Regions from separate parts of the Homo sapiens genome. Here region 2 is linked to region 1. Evidence: read pairs that join two places in POLR2A ChIA-PET (ENCODE). Cell type or tissue: A673. All regions are shown on one strand.

Evidence for each region. ChIA-PET counts read pairs that join two places held together with the same protein. Peaks named below come from ENCODE experiments on the same cell type or tissue, not always from the same donor. Only the 100,000 strongest peaks of a DNase experiment are listed, where the experiment ranks them.
Region 2: POLR2A ChIA-PET joins it to region 1 with 8 read pairs; 8 of 35 experiments call an interaction of 5 or more read pairs at or near these places.

What each region holds. Positions count from the first base shown.
Region 1 is chr10:88,898,579-88,902,578 of GRCh38, forward strand. STAMBPL1 (STAM binding protein like 1) reads left to right here. Exons shown (of 11, transcript NM_020799.4): 2 at 3,078-3,160. The coding sequence starts at 3,131. Among named protein-coding and RNA genes, the nearest start is that of STAMBPL1, 20 kb to the left of the region's middle. RefSeq lists enhancers at 261-350, 3,328-3,377, 3,508-3,607. In A673, no CTCF peak of the experiment used is centred here; a DNase peak (open chromatin) is centred at 1,533; H3K27ac peaks cover 785 bases.
Region 2 is chr10:88,838,688-88,842,687 of GRCh38, forward strand. The region is part of intron 1 of ANKRD22 (ankyrin repeat domain 22); the gene reads right to left. Among named protein-coding and RNA genes, the nearest start is that of ANKRD22, 11 kb to the right of the region's middle. In A673, no CTCF peak of the experiment used is centred here; no DNase peak of the experiment used is centred here.

The DNA.
Region 1 (4,000 bases):
AGATTTGAGGGGAGTTGGCTTCTATTTCTGAATTATTAATATATTCATATGTGGGAGTGAATAGTTTTTATCTATAGTAATTTAATAAACTCTGATGTTTAAGATATGTTTAAACATTTCATACATATAGAAGCTCATTACAGAGATGTTTGTTTCATTGTTTCTGCTCACACTTAGCATTGTTTTCTGGTCACCCAGCCCTGAATCCACCTTTCCTCTCTTGGCATATCCCACTGCCTCCTACAGGAGGATAAAGTGCTAGATATTTACATTTTCGGCCATCTTTTCAGCCAGGCTGCAGGCATGGGACCCAGACTTTGCCAGTCAGACATCTGCATCTCATGCTTTGAAATAGAAACTAGAGACATGCAGAAGTACATGGCGGCTGCACATCGTTCCCAGGGCAGCAGCTAGTTGCTGGAGTTGCTGGTGTTGGTAGTAGAAGCTGTAGAATCCCCTGTTCATCAAGTGATAGAGATAGCAGAGGTGTTTTCACCAGACCAATGCTGCTGTGTAGTCTGGGGCAGTGTTCTTGGATATGTAGCTTCCAAACCTGATTTCTCTGGCCTTCCTAGAAGTTTGTGTTTTTTTTCATTATCCTTCTGTGAATTCAAGAGTCAGACCTTTGCCTGCAATTAAGAATCCTGCTTAATTCATTCTGAAATGCAGTGTCTCTCAAAGTATTGTTTGGAAACCTCATGTATTGGAATGACTGGGCCATATCTGACAATACCTACTTGTGGGCTTAAAACCGATGGATTCAGAATCCTTAGGGTGGGTCTTAGGAGACTGCATTTTAAACAGATCTCAGGTTTATGTGATTTTAGATGCAGTAAAATGTAAAAACCGCTATCCTAATATTTTCAACCTTTTAAATTCTATGCTCTCTCTTTATGGATCTGAGCAATCATCAAAAGAAATAATTCTACTTTTTAAATATTTTATTTTTGAGCTGGAGTCTCGCTCTGTCACCCAGGCTAGAGTGTAGTGGTGCCATCTCAACTCACTGCATCCTCCGCCCCATGGATTCAAGCAATTCTCCTGCCTCAGCCTCCCTAGTAGCTGGGATTACAGGCGTGCACTACCACGCCTGGCTAATTTTTGTATTTTCAGTAGAGACGGAGTTTCACCACGTTGCCCAGACTGGTCTTGAACTCCTGACCTCAGGTGATCCGCCTGCCTCGGCCTCCCAAAGTGCTGGGATTACAGGCGTGAATCACTGTGTCTGGCCAATTCTACTCTTTTATAAGGCCCTAATAAATGACTTACTAGTGTTTTCTTGTTCCCCTCCCTCCCCGGCTTCACATTCCCCATAAGCCTTTGCTCTGTCTTTTTAACGCTTTTAACGTCTTTTTTTCCTGGTTTATTTCTTCTCACTGAGAAGTATTAATTCCTCAGTTGGGATTGCCTACATTCAGTGGTGCCAAAATTGTTAACTCAGCTTCTAAACTACACTGTGATGAACCATGTTTTTTCTTTCTTGGGCATTTTTTAGCCTGCAGGCTTAGAGCTCAATGTTTACCCCAGGGATTACTGGAGACAATGGAGGGGAAAGACTGGAATACAAGAGTAATTTTTCTTGAAGGGTTCCTCCACCATGGATTTAGGCCAGAAAATAGCACTGGAGCTGTTGATTGATCTACTTCTGAGATTTCTAGAATCACTGAATATTATAACTGAAAGGAATCCATCTTAACCCCTTGTTTCCTAAGTGAGGAACTGAGGAGAAGATCCATGTTCAAAGTCATCTAAGTGATGAATGGGGTATAAAGGACAAAATAAATTTAGAAGTGGAAAGTGGTGATACAGAGCTTGACCTAAACTAGCATAAAAAGGATGGGAATTACTAATATTTATTGAATTAATATTTAAACTTGGGTACATTCACTTGACTTCTCTGAGCCTCAGTTGTCTCAACTATAAAATAAAGATTCTAATAATAGCTAACATTGATAAAATATTGACTATATGCTAGGAGCTATTGATACTCTAAAGACTTTATGTGCTAACTCATTTGATCCTAGAACAACCACATGATGTAGGAACCACTGTTTCTCCCATTTTGTAGATGCACAGAAAGGCTATATAACTTCCCTGCAGTCACACAGCTAAACATATTTGTTTTCTATTGCTGCTTTACAAATTTTTATGAAATTAAAGGCTTAAATATACATGTATTATCTTGCTGCTTTTTGGTTCAGGAGTCTAGGCACAGCTTATCTAGATCCTCTACTCATGGTCTCACAAGGCAGCAATTGACTTGTTGACATGGGCTAGAGTCTCATCAGAGGCTTGCAGTCATCTTCCAAGCTTGTATGATCATTGGCAGAATTAATTTCCTTGCAGCTTTGGAACTTGTGGTGGCTGAGTCTTTAAGGCCAGCAGGAGAGAATCTACTTCTTTTAAAGGTCTTACCTGATTAGATCCAGACCACTCAGGATAATTTTTCTTTTAATTAGCTTAACATTATTAGGGGGATTCTTATATCTACAATATCTCTTCATCTTTGTCATGTGATTCAACATATTCATGGGAATAATATTCCATGACCTTTGCTGTCTTCTATTGGTTAGAAGCCAACTACAGGTCTTAAACACACTCAAGTGGAGAGGATTACACAAACCTACAGATATCAAGGGGCAGGAATCACAGAGCTATCTTAGAATTCTGCCTGTTATAGTTCTAAGGTTGAGTTTAAATCCAGACTGGCTCTAAGTTTAACAGTCCATGCTTCTAATCAGTATTATCTTCTTTATTCCTTTGAAGAAAGCAAACCTACTTTATAACCTTGCATAGAGTTCTAAGTAAGGTATCCCGCAGCAGATTCATACTGGGTGTCAGTCAAATGTGAATTATTTTCACACCTTCACTTTTAAAGATCAGCTTCAGGAAACTATAACCACTTGCAGTTTTGTATTTTCAGGAAGAGATTTCCAACAGTCTCTCTAAACACTCAGGTTATATAGGTTATTTCAATTTGTTCCTGTTTGTCTGAGGCAGAGATAACCCTGGGGTTTGGGATTTCAAACTTGGGTCTCAAAAAATAACTTTAGTTCTGCTTCTTGTTTTTGAAACAGATGAAGTGATTGAGAAGAAACAGTGAACATCCTCATTTCACAGATAAGACAACATGGATCAGCCTTTTACTGTGAATTCTCTGGTAGGTCACACCAGCTGATATCTAACATTTGGTTGGAAAGCCCAAAAAGAAGAACAGAAACATACAAATGTGAAATGAGTCACAATTACTTTAAGAAGTTTAGCACTTGTAGTTTTTCATCCATCTGTGTGGTTGTCTTCTTTGAGGAAGTGACTAATAAAGCTATCTTTGTAAGACTTAAAAATAAATTTTATTTTCCACAAAAGTCTAAAATTTTAGTTTATCTAGCTAGATTCCAGGAGTGTAGTCCTTTGGCAAAACACCGGAGAGAAGAATTTCAGAGTTGATATCTGAGGAGCTACTTAAAGCTCTTTGTGCCTCAGCTACTTTATGGATAAGAATTGGAGGCTCACCTTGTATGGCGTTAACTGAGAAAAACATACATAACACCTAGGTACTGCTTTGGATCCTCGTGTAAATGTCTTTGTACTTGAAGCTCTTGTTCTTCTCACTTTTCCCCTCACTGCCCAGCACTGTGCACACTTTCTCTAGCTACATCACATGGGCTTATTCTGTGTCCTAGATCAGTCTCTGAGTGTGAATATAGACACATTATGTAATCTCCATGGCCCTGATTTTGTACTTTTTGCTCAATGACAATTGGAAACAATATTTTTGATGGTCCTAGCCTACCAGGATGGTACGATAAATGGAAACTGTCATTCCCATTTTCCTCCTCTTGATGACCCTCCCCAGCCACTCATGGTGACCTTGTAGGAGTAGCCCCATGAGCTGCAGTATACTAAATACCCTGTACGCACAAAGACTAGCACCAGGACATAAAGAAAGAGAGGGCCTGGTTCTTGTACTGAAATAGGTTGTGACCTAATGTTTTTTCTT
Region 2 (4,000 bases), 60 kb before region 1:
AGTGGGCCCTGGAATACAGTGGACAGAAGGGAGAATGTAGAGAAAGGGCCATAAGCAGAGATTTCAAGTAAGAAATTGAACCATGGTCAAAAAACAACGGTGACCAAGAAGTAGACTGAATCAGCAGCCACCATAAGAGAAGGTGTCATAATGCCCAGGAAAAGCCAGATTTCAGTGAAGGCACAGAGGAAAACAGACTAGTAGGCGAGGAGGAGATTGAAGAGAAGGAGTATTTACCAGCAGGGTGCATGAGTTCCCATGGGCTAACCTGTGAACAGCGCTCCCTAGAGCCGTGCTCTGGACAACCTGAAAAGCTAAGACACAGGATTGATAGGGCCCACTGACTAACTTTTCTCTTCAGCCTCATCTATCAATCTCCCTTTTGCTCACAACTTTGTGGTGATTTCTGGGGCATTCCAGGTTCATTTCTGTCTTCTGGCCTTTACACTTGCATGTGACCTATATGGCGGGCTTCCTGCTAGGCCAGATCAAGTATCAGCCCATGAATCACCTCCTCAGAGAGGACTTCCCTGACCACTCAGCCTCCCAGCCCAGGAACTTTCTCTCTCTCACATAATCTTGTTTTATCTTTTTAAATTGCACTAATTGGTATTGAAATGGGGTGTAATGTGCCCAAGTTCCTAGAAAGTGAGGTATCTATGACTTTTACCTGGTTTTTAAAGTGCCCCTCAGTGGGCCAACTGTGTATAAACCACTGCTGTTCTGCAAGCTCTCCCATCTCTGGTCAGGTCAATTTCCTCACTTCTATGTTTGGGCTACTGGCTTGCCATCCTTATCTTTTAAATTGTGCTATCTATTCTTCAAGGCCCATCTCATGGTTCATCTCCAAGAAATCTCTTTCATCTTTCCTACCTGCAGCAGGAAATATACAGAACCTCAAGCAGCTCATTGGCCTTAAATGAGCTAGTGGGTTAAATGTAGTCTCCTTAACTAGACTGTAACCCTCCTGAAGTTAGGCTTCCATAAGGTCAAGCACCCAGAACATGGATAAAAGTCATTTGTTGGTTGACACATGGATTCATCCGATCTGGCTGGGAAGTGAGGCTAGGAAAGGGGTTGATGTTTAGAAGGTAATCGATCATGTAAGGACCAGGACAATATTTCGCCTCAGTGGTTCTCAACCTTGGCTAAATATTGCAATCATGTTTGCACCAACTTAATGTTTAAAACACGACCCAGGCCCCACTATTGACCAGTTAAATAAGAATCTGTAAGAATAGGATTGGGGCATTAGTGCTCTTTAAATTTCCCTGGTGATTCTGATGCACAGTGAGGGTTGAGAATCTCTGCAAAGGTAAAAGAAACAAGCCCCCCATAATGGAAGTAAAAATTTAATGTAACATTGCAGCTTTTAAACTCACATTAGCTAAGGAGCATTCAAAACTCTGGAATAATGGAACATTAGGAAAAATTTTTTGTGTCCTTTTGCCTTCCCACATGTTTGTCTTTAAAAGGAGTCAAGAATTTGGAGGTAAGGTTTCACTCTGTTCACTTCCATCTTACTTGCCCAGGCACTAAAATTTAAGAAGCGTCCATGGGTAGAATATGACGCATCCGGTATGTTGATGATTAACTAAAATAATCAGCATGTTGATGATTAACTGTATGTATTACTTAATAATATTTTGCACTGCTCTAAGTACAATAGATATCACAGCTGAAAAAATATTTGTTGTTATTTTAATAGTGTAGAAACATCTGAACAACTTGTACCACTATGGATGTCTTTAAAAGCAAAGCTTCCCCCAAATTACCCCCACTTTTTAGTGTTGTTTTCCCTAAAGTATAATGGAGCTTCTGTAATTCCCAATCTAAGGAAAGACTGTGTAGAACTTTGCCTGTGGCTCAGAGGAATTGGTTCACTGTTTATTAGCCATCTCCATGCTACAAGCTCCCCTCACTTAAAATGTTCCATGAAAACTTCTGAGAAGGATTTGTAGGTTTTGGAGCAAAATGATTCCGGTAAAGAGCCTTGTGATTCACGAAATGTCTTCTCAGAAAAGGAAGGAAGATGTTTTTCTTTCTCTTCAAGTTAAGAAACCTTGGAGAATGATAATAAAAACCTATTGGGTTTAATTTGATTTCTACAATTAATCCCAAGCCTTTGTTTCTGATAACTCACTCTTCACATACTGTATTTTATAAATTCCTTAGGAAATGTCTTCTTTCAGACAAATAAAAAAGTCGCAATAATTTTTTAAAGGCTGTTCTAGGCCCACTCCGTCTCTGTGTAACATGGAGGAAGGTCCCACCACTGGCTGGAACGTGTAGAGAAGTCATAGTTCCTCATGAACGATAGCAGAAGGGGAAATAGAAGCAGGGCACATATTGATCTATGTTTTCTACTCTTTATCCTGAAAGGTCTGTTTGAGAACATGAAGTTATGTTCCTTGCCAGGAAGCTAAAAAAACCCCATTGCCACACTTCTGACTCCAGGACATCAGAAACTCTGAGGTCATGAGGACCAGGGGAAAGCAGAAGATCCTTCACCTCCAGCGAGGAGTAAGGGTGGAGGAAGAGTGGGTTCTGGCTGCTAGAAAATGGCAAATCAGAAGCCCTGATATTCCCCTACTACCTCAGACCACCACAGAGGTATTCACAGAGAAGAGAGAAGGCAGTAGGGTGCCCATAACTAGGTAACATCCAGTTCTACAAAAGGAGGGAGTAAGAGAAAAAAAAAGAAAGAAAGAAAACCTTTGTGGTCTTCTTCCATTTCATTGGTGTAACCACTCCCACCTGGCTAGTTTCAACCTACAAAAGAGAGAGCAACGAACTCAGAGTTGAGCAAAATTGGCTTTCACAAACCAGTTCAAGCTGACTCAAGCCAGCTCCAGCCTGCTCCAATACACCAGCAACAGGAACTGGCATATATTTCCGTTAAAGTAAGTTATAATGGAGACCAGGCTTGAAGAATCTCTGGGCCAGACAAATCCATTTAGACCTCATAAGTGACCTTAACCTTGCTCAATTTGCAAACATAAGCAAAACTTAACTTCAGCTATTTCTTATAAATCCCTATATTAAAGAAAAATGAAACCAAGTTAACTAATCAGAAGCCTAACTTACATAGAGACTTTCCAGCAGAATCGACCAAATAAAGCAACTCTATAACTGCAACCAATCAAATATTTTCTGTGCTTTACTCCCTTTTTCACCCTATAAAAGCCTTCTCCTTGCATTCCCTCCAAAAAGCCTGCAAACCACAGCTGTCCAATTCCTGAATCGGTATTTGCTCAAATAAATTCTTTTGAGCTTAACCGTGCCTCATTTTACCTTTTGACATCCCAAGACTTTTCTACACTGTCTTATTCTTAACGTAGAAGACAGTTTGGCTGGGGAAGGGCCCAGGATTTGAACTCTCAGCAGCCAATGTCTCTAAACATTTAATGGACCTAAACAGGTATTTTAGCACTAAATCTCTAAATGTAAGTCTCCTTTGGGAAAAATAAAAAATAACAGTAAAAAGTTTCACAGTAATAATACCTACTATATACTGAACTCTTTTTATATACCATCTGTAATGCTAAGCACCTTAGCAGCATCTCATTTAACCCTTACAGCAATCTTAGAACAAAAATAATATTATCCCTCTTTACAGATGAGAAAACAGGCTCAGAGCTCTTTATAGCTAGTGAGTAGCATAACTAGAATTTATACTCTGGTCTATCTAACTCCAGAACCAGTGTTTTAACCCATTAAGCCTCTCTCCACTCCTATGCAACTCCATGCACTAATTTATAATAAACTCTACCCACAAAAGTTCCAGGAGTGCCTATAGTCCTTGATTATTTTCTTCAATTCAATTCAACAGACTTTGAGATCTCAATACTTTCCAAGAGAACTGTGCTAGGCTCTAGGGATACAGAGATGATGAAAACCCAGTAGATACTCACAAGAGGTACATAATAGCATTCATCACATTCTGTATCATGTTATACGACAAACCTTCCCAAGCATCTGCAGAGTTAACAAAATTACT